Linked DNA regions of Homo sapiens: all the other regions are linked to region 3. Evidence: chromatin loops called from intact Hi-C (ENCODE). Cell type or tissue: PC-3. All regions are shown on one strand. Region 1 has its middle 210 kb from the start of LINC01807. Region 2 has its middle 68 kb from the start of DAW1. Region 3 has its middle 47 kb from the start of LINC01807. Region 4 overlaps DAW1 (dynein assembly factor with WD repeats 1). Region 5 has its middle 140 kb from the start of SPHKAP. Region 6 overlaps SPHKAP (SPHK1 interactor, AKAP domain containing).

Evidence for each region. Hi-C counts contacts between places; a loop is a spot of excess contacts. Peaks named below come from ENCODE experiments on the same cell type or tissue, not always from the same donor. Only the 100,000 strongest peaks of a DNase experiment are listed, where the experiment ranks them.
Region 1: a loop joins it to region 3, with 16 times the contacts of the local background. A loop is called at or near these places in 6 of 110 quality-filtered maps.
Region 2: it touches region 3 in a loop (6-fold over the local background); 17 of 110 quality-filtered maps call a loop at or near these places.
Region 4: it touches region 3 in a loop (8-fold over the local background); 27 of 110 quality-filtered maps call a loop at or near these places.
Region 5: it touches region 3 in a loop (26-fold over the local background); 30 of 110 quality-filtered maps call a loop at or near these places.
Region 6: it touches region 3 in a loop (8-fold over the local background); 46 of 110 quality-filtered maps call a loop at or near these places.

The regions. Positions count from the first base shown.
Region 1 is chr2:228,398,912-228,403,911 of GRCh38, reverse strand. No RefSeq gene overlaps it. Among named protein-coding and RNA genes, the nearest start is that of LINC01807, 210 kb to the left of the region's middle. In PC-3, a CTCF peak has its summit at 2,720 (motif pointing left); a DNase peak (open chromatin) is centred at 2,711.
Region 2 is chr2:227,936,966-227,941,965 of GRCh38, reverse strand. No RefSeq gene overlaps it. Among named protein-coding and RNA genes, the nearest start is that of DAW1, 68 kb to the right of the region's middle. In PC-3, CTCF peaks have their summits at 2,035 and 2,237 (motif pointing left); a DNase peak (open chromatin) is centred at 2,235; H3K4me3 peaks cover 425 bases.
Region 3 is chr2:228,655,806-228,660,805 of GRCh38, reverse strand. No RefSeq gene overlaps it. Among named protein-coding and RNA genes, the nearest start is that of LINC01807, 47 kb to the right of the region's middle. In PC-3, a CTCF peak has its summit at 2,821 (motif pointing right); DNase peaks (open chromatin) are centred at 1,635 and 2,835; H3K4me3 peaks cover 383 bases; H3K27ac peaks cover 733 bases.
Region 4 is chr2:227,888,798-227,893,797 of GRCh38, reverse strand. It overlaps DAW1 (dynein assembly factor with WD repeats 1), which reads right to left. Exons shown (of 13, transcript NM_178821.3): 3 at 3,798-3,942; 4 at 2,485-2,543; 5 at 1-3. Among named protein-coding and RNA genes, the nearest start is that of DAW1, 20 kb to the right of the region's middle. In PC-3, a CTCF peak has its summit at 3,100 (motif pointing left); no DNase peak of the experiment used is centred here.
Region 5 is chr2:228,316,063-228,321,062 of GRCh38, reverse strand. No RefSeq gene overlaps it. Among named protein-coding and RNA genes, the nearest start is that of SPHKAP, 140 kb to the right of the region's middle. In PC-3, CTCF peaks have their summits at 2,445 and 2,647 (motif pointing left); a DNase peak (open chromatin) is centred at 2,632.
Region 6 is chr2:228,037,350-228,042,349 of GRCh38, reverse strand. All of the region lies in intron 3 of SPHKAP (SPHK1 interactor, AKAP domain containing), which reads left to right. It overlaps LOC105373918 (a long non-coding RNA gene), which reads right to left. Exons shown (of 3, transcript XR_001739908.2): 3 at 256-342. Among named protein-coding and RNA genes, the nearest start is that of SPHKAP, 140 kb to the left of the region's middle. In PC-3, CTCF peaks have their summits at 2,172 and 2,387 (motif pointing left); no DNase peak of the experiment used is centred here.

The sequences.
Region 1 (5,000 bases), 260 kb after region 3:
ATCACAGCATCCAGTAAGGTATCTAATTTGTTTCCTAAGATTCTTACATGAATTTGTGAAGGTCAAAGATAAATTATTTGATACCTTGAGTATAGTGCCAAGTGCCTGGTAGATGCTCAATAACTAATAACAATAGTAATATCAAGAAGAAGAGTTAAAAAATAGCACTAACAGGTACCAACTCAAATCCCATTCAATAGTAACAGGTGAAGTTGTGTTATGTGTGTTTTTGTTTGTTTGTTTTTTGTTCGTACAGATGCATTAACTGAAACACAGAGAAGTAAGTAATTTTCCCAATGCTAGACTGTTAGCAACTTAGCAGGGTTAGTAAGCAAAGTAAAGCTTGAATTCAAGCAGTCTCACTACAGTCTTGTGTTTTTAACACACCATGTAATTATGGCTTTTTATATACTATAGCATTTTTGTTTTTCTTATTATGTGGTTATTATTACTAATAATAGCATTTAGAGTTTCTTAATCTATAAACTAAATGAATTTAATTGGCTGCTTTGGCTATGATTGAAAAATTGATTAATTCAGCATAGTTTCAGAAATTGGAGTTATAACTCATATTGGGCTCACATCAAACAAGATATGAAATAATGTACAAAATAACTGATTAATGTACTTTTCCCAAAGCAATAGTTTCTACTAAATGGGAAGGCTAAATATGTAAATGCAATGCAATACCCATAACATTTCTCTAAAACTTTCTGGCCGGGCACAGTGGCTCATGCCTGTAATGACAGCACTTCGGGAGGCTGAGGCAGGCAGATCACGAGGCCAGGAGTTCGAGACCAGCCTGGCCAGCATGGTGAAACTCTGTCTCTACTAAAAATACAAAAAATTAGCCAGGCATGGTGGTGAGTGCCTATAATCCCAGCTACTTGGGAGGCTGTGGCAGGAGAATTGCTTGAATCCGGGAGGCAGAGGTTGCAATGAGCCAAGATTGCACCACTGCACTCCAGCCTGGGTGACAGAGTGAGACTCCATCTCAAAAAAAATAATAATAAATAAATAATAGATTCCTATAAATGTGAAAAGTAAACAAAATTAATTTGGAAGGATAAGCATGCAAGTACAGCCAGAAATATTCTTAACAATGAATAAGGAAGGAAGATACACTCTTTTAGATATAAAAATATATTTCAAAGATAAGTAAAACAAGATTATAGAGGTAAGTTAGAATAAATCTATACTACGTACTATAGTTTAAAGTCATGTAGACATTTAATATATATTTAATCTATGTGAATATAAGACAATGTTGATATTAAAATAAATACAAAAGAATAAATCATTAAGTGGTTCTGAAATAACTAGCCATTTCTACAAAAATTGAAAAAATGAATTCTGTATTCCTGTATGAATTCATAAAAATAATATCAAACGTATCAAATACTTGCATATAAAATAAGAAACAATATTACTCGTAAAATATAGGTAAGCATCATACTTTTGGTGACAGAGACAACCTTTCTACAAATGATATACAGAAAAACTATATAGAAGAAATATAGGTACCACATCATTTTGAAATGGTTATACCTCAAAAATGCCACAATTAGAGTGACAAACTAGGAAAGTAATTTGAACTTATATAAACAGAAGATTAATATCTTTAATTTTAAATAGCTGTTAATTTAAAAAAACTAATAGAAAAATAAGTAAAAGATATCAACAAATAAAATGAAAAAAGTAGACTTAGAGTCAATAGAGGCAATGCAGTTACCAAGGCAGTAGAAGGAGGAATCGAGAGCCGAGACCAGCTCTCACCTTAGGACGACTCCTAGGGAAGTGTGAGTGAAGTGCAGGTGGGGCAGCCCACTCTTGCCACGGGCCTCTGGGATCTTAGCTACAAAAGATCCCAGGACCCCAGTAGACATTTGAATTGGCAGGGGGATCTGCCCCCTAGGGTAGGCAGAAACAGAGCTTCAGCCTGCCCAGAGGCCAGGGAATTTTGTGAGCAGGGCAGCTGCAGCAGAACGCAGCCATAGAGGCCCATCCCTCAAGTCTCTCCATTTCCTTTAAGTAACTCTAAATTGACCACCAGGGCCAAGAGAGAACAAGGTCATCTTTACCACCCAGTACTGGGGCACATGTGTTCAGCAGGCCCCCCTGCCTGCCACCCTTCCCAAGTTCCCTGCCTGGCTGCTCCCACAGGAGCATGTGCACAGTGCAGCCTCTGCTGCTGAGCCTAGGTGCTTTGCCCAGGGCTCCACTTAAATGCTTCCCCACCAGCATGGGAGCACTTCAAATCCTGCAGCCCAGCCAGTTCCTGACCCTGAGGGGCCTCAGGATAGAGTCAGAAGCCTGGTTGCAGCACCCTAAGGTTGTAGTACACAACTCAGCAGTGCTGAGCTGAGATCTGTGGCCAGCACTAGAATAGGGGAAGACACCCCACCCCACTCTCTGAACACTGAGAGGGGTGAGAAGCATGGGCTCATGGGCTCTCCCTTTGCAGAGCCAATCCACAAATGATGTGGCCTGTCTGCCAGCTGCAGCCTCTGCCCAAGGAAGCTTTGCAACCAGAAACACCAAAGGAAATGCAGGTGCAGCACCAGCGATCAGAGGGGATCCCCTAAGGCCTGGGAGTTGACCCGGTAATGGGGTTATCTCTTTCCCATCACCCATCACAGAGAACTACTGCAAAGGCACTGAAACAAAAAAAAAAAGAGACATGTGACTGTGTAAGCACCTATCTGCTGGCCATGACTTTTAAGCGCCATCTACTGAATAGCAGCCCAAATTACAACATCAAAAATATTCTGCTAGTATACATTGCCTGTGAAACCCAGGGCAAGAATCAAGTCACAAAAAATCCCACACAGAGCCTTGGCCCACTGAATGCAAGCAGAAACGAAGCCGAAGCCAATTGACTATAATCAATGTATACCACAGTTAAATTCTCAATGGAGATAAAGAATATAAAAACAAAAGCCCCATCCAAATGGCAGCAAATACAAAAAGGCAAAGGAACACCAGCCCTCTCAGATGGGAAAGAATCAGCACAAGAACTCTGGCAATTCAAAAAGTCAGATGGTCTCCTTACCTTCAAATGAGCACATTAGCTTCCCAACAATACTGCTTAGCCACATTGAAATGATTGAAATGACAGACACAAAATTCAGAATCTGGGTGGCAAGGAAGTTCATCAAGATTCAGAAAAAGCTGAAACCCAATTCCAGAAATGCAAGGAATCCAGTCAAATGATCCAAGAGTTGAAAGATAAAATAGTCAATATTAGAAAAACTCAAACTGAAGTTCTGGAATTGAAAATTCCCTACAAAAATTTCAAAATACAGTTGGAAGCATTCATAGCAGAAGTGACCAAGCTGAGGGAAAAATCTCAGAGCTCAAAGGCTGGTTCTTCAATTCAACTCAGTCAGATGAAAATAAACAAAGAAGAATTTTTTTAAATGAATAAAATGCCCAAGAATTATGGAATTATGTAAAGGGATCAAACCGAAAACTCACTGGCATTGCAGAGGGTGAAAGAGAGAGTAAATAGCATAGACAACATACTTAAAGATATAGTCCACAAAAATTTCTCCAATCTCACTAGAGAGGTTGGCATGCAAATTCAATAAATACAGAGAACCCCTGTGAAATACTATACAAGAGGACCATCACCAAGGCACATAGTTAACAAATTCACCAAAGTACATGCAAAAGAAAAAATCTTAAAGAAAGCTAGAGAGAAGGGTCTGGTTATGTACAAATGGATCCTCACCAGGCTAGCAATGGACCTCTCAGCAGAAACCTTAGAAGCCAAAAGAGATTAGGGACGTATATTCAGCATCCTTAAAGAAAAGAAATTCCAAGCAAGAATTTTGTAACCCACCAAACTAAGCTTTATAACTGAAGGAGAAATAAAATTCTTTTTAGACAAGCAAACATAGGGAATTCATTACAATGAAACCAGTCTTACAAGAGGTTCTTAAGGGAATGCTAAACATATAAACAAAAGAACAATACCTGCTACCAGAAAAGCACACTTAAGTACATAGCTCACAGATACTATAAAACAACTACACAACCAAGTCTACAAAGCATTCAGCTAACATGATGACAGGATCAAAATCTCACATATCAATACTAACTTTGAATTTAAATAGTCTCAATGCAACATGTAAAAGGCATAGAGTGGCAAGTTGGATAAAAAAGTATACCCAACTGTCTGTTGTCCTCAAGAGACCCATTTCTATGTAAAGACACTCCAGAGGTTCTAAGTAAAGGCCTATCATGTAAATGGAAAAAAAAAAAACAGGTTCATTATTCTTATAGCAGATAAAACAGACTTTAAAATAATGACAATCAAGAAGAACAAAGAGGGGCATTACATAATTATAAAGGGTTCAATTCTACAAGACGACTTAAGACATATGCACCCAATGCTAGAGCACTAAGATTCGTTAAACACATTTTTCTTGACCTATGAAAAGACTGAGACAGCCACACAATAATAGTGGGAGACTTTGACACCTCACTAACAGCATTAGACAGACTATAAAGATAGGAAATTAACAAAGAAATTATGGACTTAAACTTGACACCCAATAAATTGAACCTAATAGACATTGACAGAATCTTCACCCAACCTCCACAGAATATACATTCTTCTCATCCACACCTAGAACATATTCTAAGATTGATCACATGCTCAGCCGTAAAGCAAATCTCAATAAATTTGAAAAAATGGAAATCATATCATGCAGACTCTCCAAAAACAGTGCCATAAAAATAGAATTTGACACAAAGAAGATCTCTCAAAACCACACAATTGCATGGAAACTAAGCAACTTACTCCTAAATGACCTTTGGGTGAACAAAAAAGGCAGAAATCAAAAAATTATTTGAAATTAATGAAAATAGAGACATAGCATACCAGAATCTTTGGAATGCGGCTAAACAATGCTAAGAGGAATTTTAAATCACTAAATGCCTACATCAAACAGTTTAAAAGATCTCAGATTAACAATCTAACATTGCACCTAGAA
Region 2 (5,000 bases), 720 kb after region 3:
TTACCGAAATAATTAGTTATTTCCAATTTATGAAGGCATTTATTTCCAAAGATGATAGAATGATCATTTCAATATCAAAACATGTATAAAACAGGAAAACCAAAAAATTCAAATATATTTAGAGCATTTATTCTCAACCTTGGCTATATCAGAATCACCTGGGAACATTTTCAAACTACCAAGGTCAGGGCCCTAACTGTCAGAGATTCTGATTTAATTGGTCCACAGTGGAGCCCAGGCACTGGTATTTTTAAAGTTCCCTAGTTTCAGATTCAATGACTTTAATAATTGCATTAAGCTCCTGGGATAAGTCTTTTAAGTAGTCTTAATATTAAACATTAAATTAAAAATTAAACTTAACATTAGTTAGCTTCCAGTTATCCAAAGGAAAATAGAAACACATTTCTCAACTGACAGGTGACTGAAAAAAAAATGGCAGATAGGAGGCAGTACTAAAGTGCAGCTCCCACTCTGGATAGACAGAGCAGAATGTGGAGACTAGCATTGTGGACTATTGCTCCAAAAACTACTGCAGGAGTATACCAGAAAAGCCAAGAGAATCCACAGACCCTTTGAAGGAAGTGGATTCCTCCTGCAGGATCCAGGAGACATCTCAAATACCGTGCTGGTATCCACAGCTGAGAGAACTGAACACAGTTCACCTCACAGGACTCTGTGCAGACACCCCCAGTACCAGCCCAGAGCCTGGCAGCCCTGCTTGCTGGCTAGATTCAGAAGAGAAATAACAATCACTACAGTTTGGCTCTCAGAAAGCCACATCCCTAGGGAAAGAGGGGGAATATTACATCAAGGGAGTACCCCGTGGCACAAGAGTCTGAACAGCAGCCTTGAGCTCCAGATCTCCCCTCTGACATAGCCTACCCGCATGAGAAGGAACCAGGAAAACAATTCTGGTAATATGACAAGAGAAGGTTCTTTAACACCCCAAAAAGTCGCATTAGCTCACCAGCAATGGATCCAAACCAAGAAGAAAAATCTGAATTGCCAGAAAAAGAATTCAGAAGGTCAATTATTAAGCTATTCAAGCAGGCACCAGAGAAAGGTGAAGTCCAACTTAAGGAAATCAAATAAATGATACAAGATATGAGGGGAGAAATCTTCAGTGAAACAGGTAGCATAAATAACAATCACAACTTCAGGAAATAAAGGACACACTTAGAGAAATGCAAAACATACTTGAGAGTCTCAGGAATAGAATTGAACAAGCAGAAGAAAGAACTTCAGAGCTCAAAGACAAGGTTTTTGGAATAACCCAATCCAACAAAGACAAGAAAAAAGAATTTTGAAAATGAGCAAACCCCCAAGAAGTTTGGGATTATGTTAAATGACCAAATATGAGAATAATTGGCATTCCTGAGAAAGATCAGCATTCCTGAGGAAATTTAAAAGTTTGGAAAACATATTTGGGGGAATAATCGAAAAAACTTTCCCCGGCCTTGCTCAAAGAACACCTGGGAAATTCATCACAAAAAGATCATCGCCTAGGCACATTGTCATCAGGTTATCTAAAGTCAAGACAAAGGAAAGAATCTTAAGAGCTACGAGGCAAAGCATCAAGTAACCTATAAAGGAAAACCTATCTGATTAACAGCAGATTTCTCCCACCTTGGCCTCCCAAAATGTTGTGATTATAGGCATGAGCCACTGTACTGGGTCTTATGAAGGTATTTTGTAGAGGTGATTAAAATCCATAATCAGCTGACTTTAGGTAAGGGCAATTATCGTACACAGTCTGAATGGCCCTGATTCACTCAGCTGAAAGATCTAAAGAGAAGAATAAAAGCCTCTCAGGAGAATGAGATATTCTGCCTGTGGCAAAAGTTTCAGCTGACACTTATCCTGATGGCCTTCCCTAAGAATTTCAGACTTGCCTAGTCAGCCTCAGAATCCTGGAAGACAATTCCTTACAGTAAATGTCTTTATGTTTTCTACTTACTCCGTTCATTGTTTGAACCTCGATTGATATACTCCCCAACCCTCACTAAATTGTAAACCGTGAGGGAGAGATGTCTGTCTTCCCTTTTATGAATCCCAGTACCTAGCAACACGCCTGGCCCATAACAGGCACCCAGTGAACATCAACACAAACAAGGCTACTCTGTGATCATGATGTGGGCCAAGACAAAAGACAAAACAAAACAAAAAAATCACCATACGGCCATCTGAACAGACACAACATGAGCGTTGTCCAAGCCACGAAAGTGACTAAACAGCCCCCTCTCCTGGCTGGTATGAGTGACAGCTGCTCCTTTACCAATTACAACTTTAACCTTGCTCTAGTTTGCTTTCTCAATGGATAATTTATGAAGACACCCAATCATATAAAATTATTCTCACTTCCTGAGAGTATTCCATCTAAAGCAAAGAGCAAAGCCGGAAGGAAGGAAGGAAGGAAGGAAGGAAGGAAGGAAGGAAGGAAGGAAGGAACGAAGGAAGGAAAGAAGGAAGGAAGGAAGGGGAAGGGAAGGAGGAACAATCTGGTTGAAGAGGTAAAACATGCAACATAAAGGATGGGCCTTGAGACACAATAAATGCTATTGGAATTCAGCGTAAGGAGTGAGCACATCTGGCCATGGAGATCAGAGAAGATTTATAATATGACCTGGGGTTAAAGGATAGAGCGTGGGGGAACAAAAGTGTAGAGATTAGAAAGGGCATATCTGGACACATCATACAAGATAAACTAAACAAAGAATTCATGTGATAGAGTGAGGGAAAACAAGTGTGGACGAATAGATCATGACCAGATTTTGCACAATTAAATGCAGAACTTCATTCTTGCAGCCAGTGGTTTCTTGCTATCTATCTATCTAACTCTCTATCTCTCTATCTCAAGATTCAAAAAATTTTTCTTCAAATGCTTTTTACTTGGAGGCTAAAATCAAAGACAAAAAAAGTGTTTTTAATGGCACTCCTCTGGCTAAAGTGCAGTGTGGAAGACAGGATTCCGTGTACTCAGCTCCTCACTCACTGAGCTTTGAAAAATAGCTGAGACTCCATAAAGCTGAGTTTGAAAATCAATGTTAAAGTCATGAGCCATGTTAGTATTCATTCATTCATGTATTTACTCCATCAATCAATCAATTAATTCACTATTTAGAGCACTCTAACATGCCACATTTTGGAGAAGCTCCGAGTAAGAAGAGAAGCTTCGTCTCCTGGTGGTAGGACCTGATTGAAAAGGGACAATAACACTCCTGAGGTTGCAGGTCTTTGTGGACATTACTGAGGTCCAGCAGCAGCCTCCAGGTCCTATGGGGCTTATTCCAAAGACAATGAGTCCCTGACAGAGGAGGCAGACTGTTGTGAACACTGTAGATGTGTACTAGCCACATTTTTCCCGACCTCATCTCTCCTCCGTGAACTTGGGCCACAGCCCTGGGAAGATAAGTTAAAAACATAGTGCTCCATCACAAACATCTCTATGAAACATTGGGGCAGCAGCAAAGCTGCTGTACAGCCCACACAGCAAACTGCTAAAGCAGTGCCAAAAGGCACTTGAGGTGGAAAAGATTTTTAAAATGGAATATGAGAAAATGTTATCTATCCAAACAGGAAAAGGTGATGATCCCAGTGGACAGAGATAGAAGCACTTGTCACTTCACCTGCATCCTGTCTTGGAAAAAGCAGGATGTTTGACAAATCCACAGAGTCCCAAGGAGAATTCAAAGTCTACTTTCGTGGACCTTCTTGCAAGATTTTCCATTTTTCCCCAACCTCCTTATTTCCAAATGGCCTAGGCTCTTTCCAGCCAACGATCTTCCCATCACCCAGCAGGGCTTCAGCTCAGAACATTCTCTAAAAGATATCTAGCCTCCTCTTTTCTTGGTGGTTAGTCTTTTCATATTCTGTCTTTATTCATGGAATAGCCCATTCCTCACAGGGAACCAACAGATCTGTGCTCCCTGGCACTTTCAACTCTGAACTCCTGTCCTTTGTCCTGATCTCTTTGTAAACCCCCAGCCCAGGGCCAGTGTTAGGATGTGCCTTCTCCACACCAGTGCTGCACAGCCTAGCCCTATGGGAGAGAATCACACAATCAGAATGCCGATCGCTCCAGTAACTCCATCAACTCCAACTTTGGCTGCACCGCTGATGCTGCCCATCAGCCCTATATGATTCTCTTCAGTGACTATTCTCTCCGCAAAAAACACCTCATTCTCAGCAGACATCACCAGAAAGCAAAGTCATCAGGCATTAATTACTCGGGTCTTGGTGTTTCTACTGGCCTGATACTCAGAGCCAGGCCTTGGTGTTTTCCAGTTGAACACAACTTCACAGAACATCAACATAAACAAGGCTACTCTGTGATCATGATGGAGATCAAGACCAAAAACAAGAGCACGCTAGAATCATGTCTGAACAGACAGAACGTGAGCATTGTCCAATCCATAAAAATGACGAAACAACCCCATCTCTTGGCTGATATGAGTGACAGCTGCTCCTTTGCCAGTCATGTTAGGCTTGCTCTAGTCTGCTGTCCCTATGGATAATTTATGAAGTACCCCATGATGCAGAATTATCCTCACTTCCTGATAGCGTCCAATATAGAGCAAAGTCCCTAAACCTAACCTAACACAAGCTCATATCCTATAATAAATTCTCTCTAAAATTCTCTGAGACACTCCATGCTTTCCCAGGGAGTGCGTTTTCTTTCCAAGGCGGCATCAACCAAATTTGTTCAACTATAATCATGGTCCTGGTGGTCTTCAGCTGGGGGATATTGACAAGAATTATTTAAAAAAAAAAATTGCTTTTGTTGGGTTCTGTACTACACATGTAATTTACATGTGTTATCCATTTAATCCTTTGATGATAGTGAGGATTTGTACCCATTGTAGACATGGAAACACTAACACTGAATCAAATAAAAAGCCATCCAGGCCGGGCGCGGTGGCTCACGCCTGTAATCCCAGCACTTTGGGAGGCCGAGGCGGGCGGATCACGAGGTCAGGAGATTGAGACCATCTTGGCTAACA
Region 3 (5,000 bases):
ACTCCAGTTCTTTTACGGGTACTGTTTATATATTTTTTCATCCTTTTTCCTAGCCAAGATTATGACCAAAATTCAATAGTCCAAGTGAACATATCCCATCTTCCATGAATCTGTAGAGAAAAAAGGTTTGGAATCAATAAGTTTGCGTAACACTTGGTTTATCCTGTTAATTTACCTTGAGTAACAATGTTGGAGATGTACTTTGGAAATCTCATTTTAGCAATCAAAAATCTTTCAAGTTAACCAGGAGAGGAAGAGTCATTAGAAGAAGATGAAAGAGACAAAAAGAGTATGGCAGTAAGTGGCTCCTGGCTTTCAGGATTTTTGATTTAAAAGTTTTGATGAAAGTTGTCTATGCCCAGCAGTCCGCTGCTTGACTTGAATTTCTAGAAATTTTTTTTCTCCTTCATGATGCTTTCTGCTTCTGGAGAGCCCAAAAGATTTAATTTTAGATTATCCATTGGCACAGAAGCCTAGGAAGTTTTCATAAGATGTCTTCATTAGGGAAAAGTAGTGTGAAAGGTCTATTTCCTGGAGTTTTACTGCAGTATTTGTGTTTAAAAAGTCACGAATACTCTTTCAACAAGTCATATGATAAAGGCACTTCCAACAAGGTTTTAAAAAAGGCTTACATTCGTGGCATTTAGAGTAAAGTCTCTGGGCTAAAGGCTATGCAGTTGTCCCTGTGACTTGTCTTTAATTGGGATAAATATTATAAAGGTTTGATGCAGCATACCAGCTTATTACCAATCTGTCCAGGAAAGCCACTTGGACAGGTTGGTGATAAGCTGCTATGCTGCATCAAACCTTCATAATATTTATCCCCATTAGCCTAAAAAAACAGTCAATGTCAAGGGAAAGAGCTAACATCTCTAGACACTCACGGTATGTCGTGACCCTCTCATCTGGGGGCTGTCTCTGACTTCATATTAAAGTGAGCCTAAAGGATAGGAGAGCTAAGAATAAAATTCCAAAATATTTGAAACTAAATAACACATTACTAAATAGCCTAAGGATCAAAGAAAACAAGGAAATTAAACTACAATAATGATAGAATTTAAAATAAAAATAACGTATCAAAAACATTATGCCAATAAATTTAGCAACTTCAATGAAATGGCCAAATTCCTCGAAAAACACAAATTACCAAAACTGATGGAAGAGGAAATAGAAAATGGGAATATTCCAATATCTTTAAGAAATTGAATCTGTAATCAACAACCTCCCCTAAGATGTCTTTACCCGGGAATTCTACCAAACATTTAGGCAAGTAATAACAGCAATCTTACATCTTACATAAAAGAGAAAAAAAAATCATATATCATCAAAATTTTAAAGTCTGCTTTCAAAAGGCAGAAATAGGAGAATGAATAGACAAACTATAGGCTGCGAAATAGTATTGAATATAATCTTTTGCAAAAAAGTGTACTTATCAAAGAATACATATAAGATATATGTCTAGGATATCTTACATATATACACACGTGTGTATGTGCGTGTGTGCATGCGTGCGTGCACATATCTTACAAATCACTGGCATCCTGAATGCGTAAAAAAACTCCTGCAAATGTTTGATAGAATTAATCTGGCCTTGGAGTTTTTCTTGTGGCCAGCTTTTTGGCAGTTTCTCAAAAAGTTGAATATGTGTTTATCATATGACTCAGAAATTCCACTTCCATGTATTTATCTGAGAAAAGTAAAAATACATAGCCACAAAAATTTTACAAGAGTGTTCAAAGCAGCCTTATTTTTCACAATAGCTCCAAATTGGAAATGATCCAAATATCCAGAAAGAGAAAATATATAAACAAATGGCAGCCTATCTATAGAATGGAATAGTACTCAGCAATAAAAAAGAATAAGTTAGTAACATATGGGACAACAAGGATAAATTACAAAAACATCTTACTGAGCCAAAGAACCCAGACACATTAGAATAAATAGGACATAGTTCCATTTATTTGATGTTTGGGAACAGACAAGCTACCCTCCAATGCTGGAAAAGAGTACAGTAATATCCCACAGCAAGGAAGGGGTAGAATGGAACTTTCTGGGTTCCATTAACAGGGGTAAAATGGAACTTTCTGGGTTTATAGAAATGCCCATTATCTTGTTTTGGCTGGTAGTTACATGTTTTGATACAATTATCAAAACTTATCTAACTAAACACTTAAGAAGAATTAATTTTATTGGATGCAAATTAAACATCAAGAAAGAATCATAATTTCCCTTTGGTATAAAATCCCTTCTTTTTCATCAACAAACCACTTCCTCTTCCCCTCTTCTCTAATGAAATTACATAATTTAAAAAAAAAATTCTATTAGCCAACCATGATATAATCCATTTTCAGAATACGGAGTTGACATATTTCTATATCTATATGGTAATTAATAGGTTTTAAGGACTTAATAATTATACTCTCTTCATACAATGAGACATAAAATGTTAGTGGTCCTGCATTAATACCCACTTCGAAGGCCACCTTTCAGCTTTCTATGGGGTAAAGCCCAGTGAGATTTTTTTTGCGGAGGGTCACTCTTCGAAGTTGCACATCAAAACCTCGACCAGAAGATTGGCAGGAGTATCACATGGCAGGCTCTGTCCACTAACATATCCACTTAAGTTTCTAGTTAGAACCTATGTTTGAGGTGGGCAATTCAGGTTCTGGAAGGCCAGAATCAGTGGGCTTTTAAATGCGAACTGTAGAAACAAAAGTGTAGTGTTATAAACATTATGAGAAAATTAATGTTTCTTCTCATGTGTTTCCTTTCATCCTTTCCCTACTGGAAATATTATCATCAAACCTCAAGGTGGAGCTATCATCACATAGTTCTCACTGGCTTTTCTGTCAGTGCAAGCAACAAAAAAAAACATCGCAGTTTGCAGGTGTGTTTCTTCTTTGGTTCCTTCCCCTAAATATACTTATTATTTTATACACTCCATAGAGCAAAAGTCAACAATTCACACAAAACACATTTTGTATTATGACCAGGTAATCATTTTTCTCTTTCCTCATAAGTAAACTTTATAAAATAACATATTTGCTATGTGTGAGGAACTTTCACAATATCTATACTCCTTGAGGTCGTTTATTTAAATGCTGACATAAAACATTAAATTGTTTTCAGAGTCCGTTAGTTTATTTCAACCCACAGTTTTAAAAACATATGCTAAGGATGTGCTACTCAATACGACACACAGTAGTCAAACATGGCTACGTATATTTAAATTAAAAGTAATTAAATTAAAGATTCAGTTCTGTAGTTGTGTTATGTGCATTCAAGTACTCCATAGCTACATGTTGGTGCCCGTATTGGGTAGCATAGATATATTTCTATCATCACAATAATTTTTATTAGAGAATGCTTCTCTAAGGTAACTATAATTCTCATTTTTAAAGAAAAAGAACATATTGATATAATAATATTTTAAGCAGAAGCAGTTCCTGATTAGAGAACCATCCCTTAATTTCTTGCACTTACTTAGTACTGTAACAGTAAATATTTTTGCTGACTTGTAAGGTGGTCTTTGTATTTAAAGTTTCCTTGTTATTTTTTAGGTTTAATTATACACCCAAATGTAACTAAGTGAGCATTCTGAGCACCAGAAGTCAAACCCCATGGTCAGATAAACCTTTCTCTGTGATTCCACAGGGCAGCATTTATGGGCTCAGTACATACTGTTAACGATAGAGCAAAATTGGCTTACATGCAGTAGTAATTCTTAAGGGTTAAGCCCCAACACATGTTTGTTTAAAAAGAAAACGTAGTGTGACCTAGGGAATCTACTTTTTTTAAAGCTCAAAATAATTCTTATCTGCCCTACAGTTTAAACACCACTGATAGGATTTATTTATATGTCAGAGTATAAGAAAGTAATTTTAAAACTAAAAAGTTTTGTGCAGCTATTCATGTCAGAAAGGAATGCTTACCCTCTATTTCTCATGTTTTCTTCAAGGGGAGGAAAATTCTAGTTCCTTAGAGGGTAATGAATGGGAGAAACACCTCTGTTCTCTTTCATTTCACTCCCTTTCCATTTCTCCCCATGGAATGAGAAATGACTTTTCTGGTTGGTGACACCAGAGAAAAGAGTCAGCTTACATGCCCCAGCCCCTTTGAGATTCTCTGTCATACTGTGAGAGGCTGGTCTCTAAGGACACAGACCTTATCTGCTAATCAGTCCATCATATCTGGACATGTCAGGAAACTCAACTGTGACCAATGTTCAAGACACATTCTCCAATTCAGCTTGATCAGCAACAGTGATGATAATTTGCTTCTCATCCATTTGATTCAACACTCAAGAGCTTGACCCTCTCAAGCCCTAACATGTAATGGTGTAATAGCCAGGAGCCAAACCCAGATCAGTTGTTTGGAAGGCAGTATGCTCAGCTCCGTACTTCATCTGTTTGACATCTATCTGTCCCCATGCACACACGTACACCACCACCACCACACTCACACACCACTGTTTTCTACACACGATGTAAGGAAACTTCATTGCTTCCTTCCTTTCTCTCCTTGAATTGGAGAAATGCACTTGAGGGATGGATGTGTGCTGCTTCCGGTAAAGGAAATATGCTTTGGAGTGTGGAATGACTATGGGATGGGGAGTTGGGACGAGAAGGCCTCCCCAGAGAGACCCTTGGACAGGCCCTCAGTTCACTCAACTTGGAAAGAATTGTCTCCCATCAACTTTCAAGTGATAGAGTGGGCTTGTCATGTTGCTTTTCAGTGTTTTACCTATTCCTTTGTAGAAGAATACGTAGAAATAGTAAAAGAATGCAGGAGAACCCTACTGGTCAGTAGCTTGATATACCCACCTGTTGGCTTGGAATCCTCTGTGACCAAATGGCATCCAAAGAAACTGCGGTTATGGTTCTTTGTTTAAATGTCTGTTCATCTTATAAGGTGTGTATTTATTTTTGGGAGCAAGATGGGGTAGATACAGAGAGGTGAGAATGAACCATATTGGTTTGGAAAAACTAAGAACACCAGTA
Region 4 (5,000 bases), 770 kb after region 3:
AAGCTAACACAAGGAATATAAACACGTTGCAGGGAAGAATGGCAGTGTGTTAATAAAGACTTCATGTTTTACCTGTAGGATAATAACTCTATTTATTATGCTGTTTGTTTGTTTGTTTGTTTGTTTAAGAGGGAGTCTCGCTCTGTCACTCAGGCTGGAGTGCAATGGCGTGATCTCGGCGCACTGCAACCTCTACCTCACAGGTTCAAGCAATTCTCCCGCCTCAGCCTCCTGAGTAGCTGGGATTACAGGCACCCACCACCACGCCTGGCTATATTTTTTGTGTGTGTTTTTAGCAGAGATGGGGTTTCACCATGTTGGCCAGACTGGTCTTGAACTACTGACCTTAAGTGACCCGCCTGCCTCAGCCTCCCAAAGTGCTGGGGTTACAGGTGTGACACACCACGCCTGGCCTATTATGCTTTTTACAATGGAAATCATGTGTGCAGAACAAAAAGTTAAATTGAGAACAATGTCTAAATTGGGATATATTCCATTGTTCCCTCCCCCAACCCCCACCCCACCCCCGAGACAGAGTCTTGCTCTGTCACCCAGGCTGGAGTGCAGTGGTGCGATCTCAGCTCACTGCCACCTCTGCCTCCGGGGTTCAAGCGATTATCCTGCCTCAGCCTCCCAGGTAGCTGGGATTAGAGGTGCGCCACCATGCCTGTCTAATTTTTTTTTTTATTTTTAGTAGAGATGGGGTTTCACTGTGTTGGCCAGGCTGGTCTCCAACTCCTGACCTCGTGATCTGCCCACCTCGGCCTCCCAAAGTGCTGGGATTACAGGCGTGCGCCACCACACCTGGCCTATATTCTGTTTAATAAACAAATGAATGGTTCCTTTAACATAGCTATTCTCCTACAGGAATAGTGAATAGAGTGTAATGTAAAATAGCAGCATCTTAATCATTCCTTCAATATTCAATTAAGAAAGAGACTTTCTTTCTAAAATATCTCTGAAATCAAAATATTGCTTCAAAAGTATAACAAAAATATATTTCCCCAGCACAGAAAACAACCCACAAAATTGAAAAGCCAGTCTGAATGTCAAGTGGTAACAAGAAAAGGTGAAGAAAAGTCTAATAGCGAAACTCAACTAAACAGGCAGGTTGACAAGACAAGGTATCTTTGATTCTCTCCTAGGTATTTTCCTTCTACCATCTTCTCCCACAGACTTCTTCTACCTTTGGACAGATGCAAACTCGCATTTGCAACTATACACATATATACTATAGATACTTTATGGGTTGAAATATATGCCCTCAAAATTTATATGTTGAAGTCATAATCCCCCAGAACCTTAGAATGTGAATGTATTTGGAAATAAGATCTTGCAGATATAATTATTAATAGTTAAGTTACGGCTGGGCGTGGTGGCTCACGCCTGTAATCTCAGCACTTTGGGAGGCCAAGTTGGGCAGATCACCTGAGGTCAGGTGTTCGAGACCAGCCTGACCAACATGGAGAAACCCCGTCTCTGCTAAAAATACAAAAAATTAGCTGGGCGTGGTGGCAGGCACCTGTAATCCCAGCTACTCAGGAGGCTGAGGCAGGAGAATTGCTTGAACCCTAGAGCTGGAGGTTGCAGTGAGCCAAGATCGTGCCATTGCACTCCAGCCTGAGCAACAAGAGTGAAACTCCATCTCAAAAAAAAAAAATTATTAAGTTAGGATGAGATCATGCCGCAGTAGGGTGGGCCCTAGTTCAATACATCCTTATAAGAACAGGCCATATAGGCACAGACATGCACAGGGAAAACCATGTGAAGATGAGGGCAGAGCTCAGGGTGATGCTTCTCCACACCAAAGATTGCCAGCAAACCACCAGAAGCTACAGGAGCTGTGGAACAGCTTCTTTCCCAAGGCCTCAGAAGGAACTGACCCTGATGACACCTTGACCTCTGACCTCTAACCTCCCCAACTGTGACACAATACATTTTGGTTGTGTAAGCCACTCAGTTTGTGCTACCTTATTATGGAAGCCTTAGCAAACTGCTTATTTTATGTCTAGTTTGTGTTTATTTTATGTCTGTAGGTCAAGACGAGACTTCTCCCTCATCTCTCCTACCTAGCACGTCAGCTCCCAAGCTGATCACAGCCATGCTCTCAACAGAGACTTGAAGCTGCTGTTTGCCATACCCCAAATCACTGACCTAGATGGAAAGTGCCTGCTCTGAATAGACTGATCACAACCAACCAAGTTAGATATGAGGCCACCCTGCCCGACTCATTCCTGAGTTGAGTTCTTCAGTAGCTACATTTGCTGAGAACCCAATATGCCTCCCATTCACTGCAGCACAAATACGACAGAAAACTCAGATTAGAAGAGTGGGAGAAAGGGTTTATATTTCTCCTCAGTATCCAAGGGAGTACTGAAATCAGAAAAATGAATATATTATGTACTTATCTAACTGGAATCTTTGATAAATAAACACAGAAATTTGTTTCACTGCTAAAAATTAGACATAAAAAGAGAATCTTACCATGAGCCCGATTTGTTAAGTGCAACATTAGTCAGTGGCAATATATGTGCTTTGAGAACCTTCAGTGAAAGAAAACACCATTTTTTAGACTCAAACCAAATTAAATTTGTTAGTTATAACTTCAAACCAATGAAGACATTCAATTTTTTCTTAATTATACATCAGAAACAGGCAATATCTGATTTACCTTTAGACAGTGCTATGTGGCATCTTATTGATAGCACTAATTTGTAACATTTTCTTTTACATATGGCATGTGGTTTTGTATACATGTATAAACTGGGTATGTAGGAAATACACTAAATATGTTTCAATAAAGATTTGACAATGTATTATGACTTTATGAATCCTGAAGCTCCTTTAGTGTCAGAATATGTCTTCCTTATCTTTCAATCCCTACAACATCTAACATACAGTGAATGTTTAATGAATATTTATTGAATGCATATACATAAATTGGACAATCTATTAAGAGTGATTGGCTGGGCTGGGACAGTCCAAGTTATGTCTGTTACCAAAATGTAACTATGAATAGCATCTACTTTCACCATCAAAAATGTTCCCTTTGGAGAATAAATTGAGACACGCTAGTTATACAGCTCATATTTGAAATTAAACAGTGCCACCTACTGGACAAAGAAATGTTACAAGACTATAACATCCTCTTCCAGAAACGAATGCCTGGATATTTTGTATCAGGTGAGTCTATAACTAATAATTATATGTTACTATCATAATTATATTTAAATCATAAAAGATAAAAGCAGTGTAATATGAAGTAATTCTAAGGTAATGACAAAGGAAAATTAAAAGCTTTCCTTGAAGTACTAAACGACTATATTTGCTATATTTAATCATCAAAAAAACTATTTAAAAAGCATATTTACATCACATTAAAATTATATGTCATACAAATAAATAATTTACTGAAATATGGTTTAGTTCACATGAAAGCAGAAAATACGAAATGTTGATTTGTCATAAAACACAACTTCTTAACGTTACTTTAACTAGAAAAAAAGCTTTAGTTATTCCATAACTTAAAACTATCTTAATAATAATAACCCTTTAAATTTATCATTATATGAAGAGCTGAAATCTTTATTTAACCTCTCAAGGAATAAGTGTTTTGGATTTCACTCATTCATTTAACAAATAATTATTGGGACAATCTTAGCAAACATATGTGAGGCACTACAATCAATCACTGACATGCCTTTTTCATGAAAAAATATTTTTAGGGAAAGAAAAATTAATAAAATATCAATCATTTCACTGAAATTCTTCTATCTGATTGTTTTTAAATCCATTACCTTAAAAAGATAGAACGTGTGATTGCTGTTCTGGCCGAGTTTCTCTTGCAACCTCTGTATCAAAAGTTTGACTTGCTCTGTTCGTGAAGCTGTGAGTAGAGGTTCTGCCTTCTGGATTTCTTCTACTAACGCACTGACATCAGTGCTGAAATACACCCAAAAAAGAGTTTCTTTTATTTTATGTCAAAATTTGCATATACCTATATTACATGAAGAATTGATTGTATTGCTTCATGAAGCACATTTATAAAATGTCAAAAACACCATTATCTTTCCCAAGAGATATCTGGGGGTGGGGCGGGGAGGATCATACAAATCAGTAAATAGATGATGGCAGGAAAGCAAGAAGCTTGGATTTTCTACAACATATTTTTCCAAAGCTAAGGCTTGTTTCATGGAGGGTGTGCCAAGAGTCTAATGTTCTCACCTAGTGTTGTGGTTTGAATGTTTGCGTCCGCTCTAAAATTCATGCTGAAACATGTTCACCAATGTCACAGCATTAAGAGGTGCGGCCTGAATAGGTAATTAAGTCACAATGGTGGAGCCCTTCTGAATGGGATTAGAAGCCCTGATAACAAGGCTTGACAAAGAGAGTTCATCCCTTTTGCCCTTCTGCCCTCTGCCATGTGAAGACGCAGCATCAAGGTGCCATCCTGGAAGCAGAGTGCAGCCCTCATCAGATGCCAAACTTGTAGGGGCCTTGATCTTGGATTTCTCAGTCAGAACTACGAGAAACAAATAACCCTGTTTCAGGTCTTTCTTTTTATGGCAGCACAAAATGAATGAAGACACCTAGGAAGGCCTAGTCCATACTAGTTCTGAACATGAGCTCTTTTTCTTTCTTTCCTGTTTCTTTTGAATGAACATGTATTGAATGTTCCCAGCAGCATACTTTTCACTTTACATATGTTCTCTTATTTAATCCTGTAACAATCTGCTAATGTAATGCTTTTATCATAATTATTTTAGAGATGAAGAAACTGAGGTTCAGAAAGATTAGATTTAAAATATTTTTAGGAAAAGAGAAAAATGCCTAACCATAAATTTAAAGCATCATAAGACTAATATTAATATTTATTATAGACTAAAATATTGTTTCCCTGAAAGATAACTGGTCTGAAAAATATACAGATAGATTCAAATTTTCTCTAGCATTCAAATAATTCATAGAAATTCTGAAAAATGTTGCTGGCACAGAATAAT
Region 5 (5,000 bases), 340 kb after region 3:
GACACAAAATCTTCATTTTAGGATGTGCCTTTTAAAACTCTTTAATGGAATTGTGGTGGGGAATGTCTATCGTACCACCTCATAAACGCTGGCTTCTGAAATCACATGGAAGATAACTGCAAGACTCACTGTCATTTCCATCATTTTTGTAGACAATCTCAGGCCTGGCGCGGTGGCTCACACCTGTAATCCCTGCACTTTGGGAGGCCGAGGTGGCCTGATCACCTGAGGTCAGGAGTTCAATACCAGCCTGGCCAACATGGTGAAACCCCATCTCTACTAAAAATACAAAAATTAGCCAGGCGTGGTGGTACGTGCCTATAGTTCCAGCTACTTGGGAGGCTGAGGCAGGAGAATTGCTTGAACCCAGGAGGCGGAGGTTGCAGTGAGCCGAGATCACGCCATTGCACTCCAGCTTGGACAACAAGAGTGAAACTCCATCTCAAAATAAATAAATAAAAGAAAATAGACAACATCTAAGTCCATGTACAGTCTACCTAGACAGTTATGGTATAGTCTTTTAATTATAAATTTGGACAGTTAATACACTGGAGATACAAATGCAGGTAGAAATATTCAAAAGATAACTACAGGAAGAGTCCCTCACAACCAAACTATTACTCCTGTCCTGTCTTTGTGCTGAGCTGCATGTCTGCTAAGTCTTTTCTCTTTTGTCTTTGTTTTCATCATTTAACATAAGTACAATATAAGCAATCCTTGGAGAAAAAGAAAATCAAAACATGTTGAATGAAATTTCATTAAAGAGACAAAAGAATGATAGCAGGTCCATGTCTCCCTCTCTCCCCATTTTCCACCCCTTCCTCCTTCTCTCCCTCTCACTTGCCCCGGTTTGTATGAAAGATCATTAAGGTAGTAAAGAAAGTATCTAGTGCTTGAAGCCTGGCATGAAGGTAAAGGCTTCCCAGATGGGAGAGAAAGCAATTTAAAAACAGCTGCTGACAACACCAGAGCTAAATTTTGCCTGCTTCACAATTTCTCTCAGACCTAGCACAATTAATATTTATTTCCCAATACACCTATTCTGTGCTGAACTGAGGCCTAAAACAGGAAAAAGTGGATTAACTGAAAAGAAATAAAGGAAGCTATCTTTGATTTCAACACCATTAACCCATTTATGCTGGAGGTTGCAATTTTTTGAATTTTTGCAATCAGACCTTGGCAATGACCTTGAGCAGCAGGCTATAAATAACTCCCACATACTTAGCGTTCCAATAAGGGAACACTAGGCATAAATGGGTTAATTCATATGTCAAAAACAGGTGGTAGTTACTAACTACAACAACCCCTATTTTTCTAGTCAAAAATGAACTCAACAGCCAAATATAATTGAAAAACATGGACCACATTTTATTCTGAATTTGAAAGATTTATTACATAAACAGGTAATCATTTCCGTTGTGGTTAAAGCTACAAATATCCAGACATTGTAGAAAGTTTAAGACTGATATTAGGGCTTGCAAATCAGGAGCTTATGAGGTTATTTCTTATGGAAATATTAATACACCTTTTCCTTTTTGCATTTTTGTCACTGTGTATGAATTATTCATAAGTAAAAATACTGAGATTTATTTTTCAGCATGAACACGAGAAAAAGGCAAATATAAGCTACTGAATTTACATCTTCACAAATATCTTGATAGCTCAAAGCGTTCTTAAGAAAGAAAAAGAAAAACATGACAATTTTAAAGTGATTTTTTTTTTTTTCTTTGAGACAGAGTCCGGCTCTGTCGCCCAGGCTGGAGGGCAGTGGCGCAATCTCGGCTCACTACAGCCTCTGCCTCCCGGGTCAAGCAATTATCCTGCCTCAGCCTCCCGAGTAGCTGGGATTACAGACACCTGCCACCATGCCCAGCTTATTTTTTCTATTTTTAGCAGAGACGGGGTTTCATCATGTTGGCCAGGCTGGTCCCAAATTCCTGATCTCAGGTGATCAGCCCACCTTGGCCTCTCAAAGTTCTGGGATCACAGGCATGAGCCACTGGGCCCGGCCTTAAAGTGATTTTTTTAACTGAAGATTTCTGTAGAACCTACTGGACAGCCCATCATTGTAAACAGACTCACAGAGGAAATTACTTCTTTGTACTAAAAGTGAGATCATGTGAGTATCAGAGATCACAGCACAGCTTTTCATGTTTGTCTGAATGAAAAAAAAAACAAACAAACCAGAAAGAAATGTAGCATCTGAAGCCCATTGCTTCTCCTTAAGTCAAATTCTTTTTTCCCCACTTATATCTTAGGGTTTTGGTGCCAAAGAAAATATATCGGATATCTGGAAGGTCGTAAAAAAGAAATTCTTCTTCCCTGCTCCATTCCCAGAGATCTGGCCCCAACAGATCTAGAGCTGTGCCTGTTAATCTCTGTCCCCAAGGGCCCCAGATAATTTTGATGCAGTGAACTGCTGGACAAACTTTGCAATACCTCAAATGCATAGTAAAAACTTCAGACTTGAGTGCTTTAGTCACAGGTAGGAAGAGGAGAGGAGGGAAAAAATACACCCTTGGTTAATTGTAAGAAGGTCTTCCCTGGAGGTTAGCATAGATGACATATACTTGGAGGATAGGCAAAAAGCCAGAACAGTTCACACCAAAGCAAGAGGTGCTCAGCATTAAAAATCTCCCTCTGCTGGCCGCAGGGACAGGGGTAGCATTGGCACTGACAAGGAGAGGGAGTTGGGCTGGGGATACAACACTGATGACAGCAATTGCTGTCTACTTATCCATTCTACTTATCCATACTTCTACTTACTATTCTACTTACCCTTTCTGCTTATCCATACTCTGTCATCCTAACCAGTGGCATATGCTGCTTTATTGGTAGTGATGCTCATATTGGTATAAAAATCCATAAAAATGAAATCCCGCAAAGCCATCTCTGATACTCAGTGCCTCCAAAGTGCAAAGGCCAAGTGCTCAAGTCTGAAGAATTTCAACATTGTGTAATTCAGTTAACTATTTTTTTTTTTTTGAGACGGAGTTTCACTCTTGCCACCCAGGCAAGAGTGCAATGGCGCAATCTCGGCTCACTGCAGCCTCCACCTCCCAGGTGCATGTAATTCTCCTGCCTCAGCCTCCCAAGTAGCTGGGATTATAGGCATCTGCACCACGCCAAGCTAATTTTTGTATTTTTAGTAGAGACAGGGTTTCACTATGTTGTCCAGGCTGGTCTTGAACCCCTGACCTCAGGTGATCATCCCGCCTCAGCCTCCCAAAGTGCTGGAATTACAGGTGTGAGCCACCGTGCCCTGCCTCAGTTTACTTCTAAGTTGTGAAACTAAATCTGCAATGAATTAATTTGTGCGTATTAGGTACCTGGGGAGGTTTATTGTGTAAGGTGGTAAGATCAGCTTTCCTGGAGATATTAAAATGCCTGAGACACACTTACTTGTATGCTCTAAGATTCATTTTATAGACGTCTACTCACTTCTTAGGCAATGAATATACCTACAAAGGGATTTTACTTTTCTAAAGTTTTCCTTCTCTATAGCTTCCTTGGGCCATTTATATCTAAGATGCCTCATTCCTAGCCTGCCCATCAGAATACTCTACTCGACATCTAAAATGAGCAGGCAAACAGCCTAGAATTTCTCTGTCTGGACTGTTTCTCCTTAAACTAAACAAAAACATTAAAAAAAAAAAAAAGGAGCATGAGGTCAAGAAGATGGATGACACAATCAATTATGGTATTTCTGGCATTGAGTTTCTTATTTAGTGTAAATGTGAAACAATTTCCCTACAAGAAAAATTTTACGAAACATCATTCAAGACATGGCTGTTTTATTATGGAAGCACTTGAAAAGTTTACAAAGCTACTATTTAGCACAGTAAAAAGAGGAATGGAGGTAACTGTTTAAGAGTTGGGTGCAGCTAGGCCGGGTGTGGTAGCTCACGCCTATAATCCCAGCACTTCGGGAGGCCGAGGTGGGCGAATCACGATGTCAGGAGTTCAAGACCAGCCTGGCCAACATGGTGAAACCCTGTCTCTACTAAAAATACAAAAAATTAGCTGGGCATAGTGGCGGGTGCGTGTACTCCCAGCTACTTGGGAGGCTGAGTCAGGAGAATCACTTGAACCCAGGAGGCAGAGGCTGCAGTGAGCTGAGATCACGCCACTGCACTCCAGCCTGGGCGACAGAGTGAGACTCCATCTAAAAAAAACAAAAGAGAGAGTTGGGTGCAGCTGTGCTGAAGAAAGGTAAGGAATAACTGATGAATAACTGATGTCAATTTTGTTTTATAATGGTTGATGGAAACTTCTTTCCCCCCTCTTACAGTTTGACTTCCTGGATAAAAATAAATAGGTAAGGTAGTGAAATAAAAACAATTATGTTGGTAATTAATTCAGTAAATGCTTATTGGGTGTTTACTATGAGTTAAGCACTTAATTGAGGACAGATTATATCAGTGAAGAATGCAAAAAAGGAAGAAATTTCTGCTTTTGTGAAATATTTGTGCTAGTATAAGAATGCATACAGAAAATAAGCATATCAAGCAGATAAATATACTATGCAAGAATATAAGTGGTATGGAAAAAACAAAGCACAGTTAAAGAGGATCCATTAAATGACAGTTATTTTTTAATCACATCTTCAGTGCAGATACTGTGTTAGATGTGAGAAATTCAACAGTGTCCAAAATACTTATAACGCTTAAGGACTGAGAACCTCTTCCTGTGACTGAGACATGATCCAGAGTTGGCCAGCTTGAGGATGTGAACTGATGCTTGGCCCCACCTGGCCAGGGAAGATATTGCTCATAGATCAACAGCACTACTTCCCATTGGGCCCCACAATTCATCTCCATATAGTGTTCCATAGAGTCTGGATCTGTGAATCAGAGCCAACACTTGAAAGGAGTGCAGTTAGTGTGAGGATGGAAGCTGATCAGTACATGCCCATACCTAAACAGGAGGGCACACTGTCAGAGAGCATGCCCTGTATCCTTTGATCCCAGTTACAGAAACTGACCCTTATCAAACTGCAT
Region 6 (5,000 bases), 620 kb after region 3:
GTAAGAATTGATAAATAATTGAGTAAATATCCTCAGGCCCCAACCCGAGATTTTGATTAAATAGTTGTGGTTCAGAGCGCAGGAACATACAAGTGTAAGAACTCCGTCCAGATGATTCTGATGTGCCATGCAGGCAGGTTAAGTGCTCCTACTCACAGAGCCCATTGGTCTTCAGACCTAAATGCAGCTCCTTCCAGGAGTAAGCCAGTACCTGTGATGCTCCATTGGTTGTTTGTTTGTTTGCACGATTGCTTGTTTTTATGTTGTTCTTGTTTGTTTGTTTCTTTTTCTTCTGCTCTCTCCTACTTGGGCCCTTTAATTTCCACTTTCACTTTCTTCTCCCTTTTCCAGGAAACAAGAGTAGTCCTCATAGTTATGGTTCGGCCTTAAGACTGCCGACTAGTAAAGATGATTAGCTGCTCTGTTTCTAAGACTCACCTGACAATTCACAACCCACAGGACATGGCTCCCATCTCCTTTCCTCACAACAGCATAGGAGCTGAGAGCAGAGCCAGAGTCTGCACATCCCCTCCCACGGCCAGTGTCCTCCGCTCCACATGACCACCTAGATTCATTCAGCAAATCTGCACTGTATTACATAGAGTAATACAGTTACTCTAAGACAAGGTTATACCCTCTAGTGATCATAAGATTTCAGAGAATGTAGAACTGTTTTCTTTTTTCTTTTTTTTTTTTTTTTTTTGAGACAGAGTCTGACTCTGTCACCCAGGCTGGAGAGCAGTGACACGATCTCTGCTCACTGCAACCTCCTCCGCCTCCTGGGTTCAAGCGATTCTCCTGCCTCAGCCTCCTGAGTAGCTGGACTACAGGCACGCACCACCACGCCTGGCTAATTTTTGTATTTTTAGTAGAGACAGGGTTTCGCCATGTTGGCCAGGCTGGTCTTGAACTCCTGAATTCCTGTGATGCACCTGCCTCGGCCTCCCAAAGTGCTGGGACTACAGGTGTGAGCCACTGTGCCCAGCCCAGAACTGTCTTCTGAACAAATACTTGGAGAATCCTGATTTAACTTTCCTAAGAGCCCTTGGAGGTAAAAATGTTTAGCCCCGAGAAAAAAATTAGTGCCTGGAATATCTGCCTTAAACTTAGAGTCTAGTGTTAGCATGTAGTGGAATTCAACAAAAAATTGCTGATTGATGGAAAACAGAGAATAGTCACACTAGAGAAACTGCCAGTGGCTGATAAAACACAAGAAAGCTATTCCTAAAAAATCATATAGGAAAACATCTTATGGTATTGTGTATTTTTAATATGTTAATTTTCTATTACCGCTTTATTTTTATATAGCCCAGAGCACATTTTTCCAAGCAGGTGAAATGTAGAAACACATTTTTCTACTGATTCTTTAGTTTTCTTCTAGTCCACATAATTACTTAGGGCCTACTTTCAGGAAGGAAACACTTGCTACTAGCAGTTCTTTAAAATGGAAATCTAAAATAAATATAATGTGTTACATATCTAGTAAATGTACATCAGACATTACATATAAGTGTATCCTCGATTCAAATGAAATGTCTAAGACAATAACACTAAATTTTTATGGCAAAATAGACAATTATCTTGAGTGCATACTTATTTTTTTAATTTTATTTTTTAAGCTGTCAATACAATTGGCTTCAGGTAGGTTTAGTTAAAAGATCTCTAGTATTTTAGATATTTGTACTCCTTTTACTGTATCTCTTATCACAAACTGCTTGAAGAGCTTCCCCCAGAATTGCAGTTCAAAATTATTTTTAATGCTGACAATAAAAAAAGAGAAGCTGGACAGTCTTAAATGTAAATAAAACTTTATATTTCATTTTGTGTAATTGTTGCAATCACTTCAAAGCAATGACTGGATATAAATGCAACATTTTCTCAAACAGTCGAATGTATTCCGGAATGTCCACAGCATGGGTGGCATAACACCGTTGATGAAAAAATTGCCTACAGTACTAGGCAGAAAATGTCATATTCTTTAGAAGGTAATTTTGGTCCAGGGTCCTGAATCTAACAGAAGCCTTTTGGTTAGAAAAAGAAAGGAGGCAATGTTTTCTTTAGACGCTTTGTGAATCAGCATTTTGATGCCATCAAATTAAGAGATGCTGTCATATCCCACATGGCCAGATGGCTGCATTGTTAGAAGCTGCTCAAAGAAGGAATTGGTTTTCTTCTAAGAAAAACTGTTAGTAAATATTTGGTCATATTCAACATTCAAATGCCTAGATTTTAAGGCAATTTGACATCATGCTTTTGGTTAATATTTTCTGAAAAAGTTTTCTTAGTAGATGTTAGCTAACTTTAGGAAAAATGAAAAAAAATCAAGCAGAGGAAATCAAAGGGCTCACCTCCTAGGCTAAAACCCTGCTGTCATCTGACCCCTTGCACAGTGATTTCCCCCTAGTGGACGCAGAATACAATGACATTTCTTGATGGTTGCATTTCACTATCAGAATAGTCTAAAATGTTGACTAAAATTAATACATGAAAACATAAAACTGCACTTATGATATGGATTTGATCCCAACAATTGTCATCATCAGTTCTTTCTATGTGTTTAATTCAAAAAGTCAAACTCATTTTTATCTTATATAAAAGCACTGATTTTGTCTGACTTTATCTGTCAAAATAAAACTGTTTAGAAAATACAGTTGCCTCGCAAAAGTTGCTGTGAATTACAATTCACTTAAAAATGACTGTGTTTTGTATTGAATACTAGATTTTCATGTCATCCTCTTCCTCACATTAGCTTTTCACAAAAATATATTTTATATCACTAGTTAATAAAATTTCACAACAAAATTTTAGTTTTACAAATGCCTACATGGAACTTCATTTATGAAAAGAGAGTCATAAATAAGAGTAATCACTGTGATTACTTGGCTAATAACCCATAATACTAAAAAAAACTGTGTATTTCCTATAGACATTCAAATTTTATTGTATGTAAGTAGTTGTGAGGAATATTTTATTAAAGTCAAAATCATAAGGTGGCATCATCTTCTCAGTGACATTTATTCCTGCAATGTTTTGTTTAAAAACCATAATAGTGATAGAAGAGCAGCATTAGAGTGTAAAAGGTGGAGTACAACCACAAGATTAGCTCTGTTCAGGAAGCAAGAGAAGAAGTGCTCGTGTTCTTTCGGGATGATGTGTGTTTCCATCTGCTTCAGCTAAGTATGTCTGCAGATGGTCTCAGTAAGGACACGTGCACAAACACACAAAAGAAATGTATTTTATGTGAAGAGAAAGGAGCTGCCATTCCAAGAAAAATGTTAGCACCTTTTATGGGTCTTTATTACCAATTATGATTCTCAACATTTTGTCTTTGTCTGTTTTTTAGCAAATGCTTCTTTGTGAGAAAACGAAGCCAATCTAAGTACTGGAAATGGTAGCCAATAGCTGGTTTATTAGCTCATTTAATTCTCCTGTAGCTTCTGTACGTATTCCCTGTACCTTTATGGGAAGAAAACTGTTTATTGACTACATTCATTGGAATTCATTCTATAAATAAGGGAAATGATTATTACAAATGTCCCTTTCTTGTACACCTGTCACCTGCACTCACCAACGAGAATTTATTGAGCATCTGCCAGATGCCTGGCACCATGCTGAGCACTGGGAATCCAGTGATGGACAGGGCCTGCCCTCATGAACTAACAGGATGTGAAGACTGCAGGAAAATCCACTACTTCTATGTTCAAGAAAAAAGGATAATTATGTAAAAATACATACTTAAAAAAATCCTTTCCTAGGTCATTTGGCATATTTGGATTTGCTCATGCAGGCATTTTACAGAGAATGCAATAAGAGCACAGTAATTATGCCTTGTTCTCCATTGGCTGGTGGCTCCAGCATGCAGCCCTAGCCTCCCCACTGACAGGTTTCTCTCCAGCTCATGCAACCGTAATGCAGAATCTTCCAGGTTTTATCATTTTAGTCACACATAACATTCACCCTAACTGCCCCTGCAAAAAAAAATAAAAACTTTATTTCAGCTTCCCACTACCAAAAGTTTCCTCCTGTAATAACACTGTAAACATGTCCCCTGACCTCCAAGCTCACCTCAAATTCAGCCTTCTCCTGGATACCATTCATGATTGATCCAGTTCTCCCAACTCCCTTCTCCAGCACACGTGGCCCATGATGTTTCTGTCACTTTAAGGACATGTCCTGCCTTCAGACAGATCATAACTCCCAAGAGCAAAAACAATGCCTTGTATTGTTTGTCTTCTCAGCACCCAGCATTGACACCAAGCACTTTGAAGACATTCGATCTCCTCATCAAACGTTCAGTCTCCTCATCAAAGCCTCCTAATCCAGGCTCACCACTCCCCAGCTCTACTAGACAGAGGCTGGTCCTGTATTCTCTACTTGGACTTCAGCATTAGTGGTTGCTTAAATCTCAATTAATAGCCCAAACTTGTAGAGATTGAAAACTTGCTAAGAGCAATCCAGTCACATTGTCTATTTCATCAAGAAGTGGATTTACTGTAAAACTACCAAAATTTAGGTTTCAGGGCTGTTAATGTGCATAGGCCCCAGTTTCAAGGCCCTTGGGACAGGGCCTATCAATGTATTCACATGGTTATGTGTTTTTGTAAAATATTCAAAGTAAGATATTTTAACTATGCTTATCTCTTTCCATTTCGACTCCTACTACCTCTTATCTCCCCGCAAACTGAGAGTCATTGGAGTGACCACAGGTGTTATTGGGCTCTGGCTTAAGGGAAATTGAGGGGGGTTCTGTTTACATGAGATATATTTATGTAGCTTCAGGTCACTTTCGTATATAGTTAAGTGATTGCTAGCCATCCACATATAGGAATGACTTCCAGGAATGCTTCTACCATCAAGAGTGGTAACTCAAGCAGACATTGCAACATGAATGTGCCAGGTCAGGGATGGTGTGAGCATATCCTACAGTTTCCAATACAAAAATATGTAGGCAGTGAGAGGAAACAAGGTTTACATATCAGAAGCTATTCTGTGTAAAATTC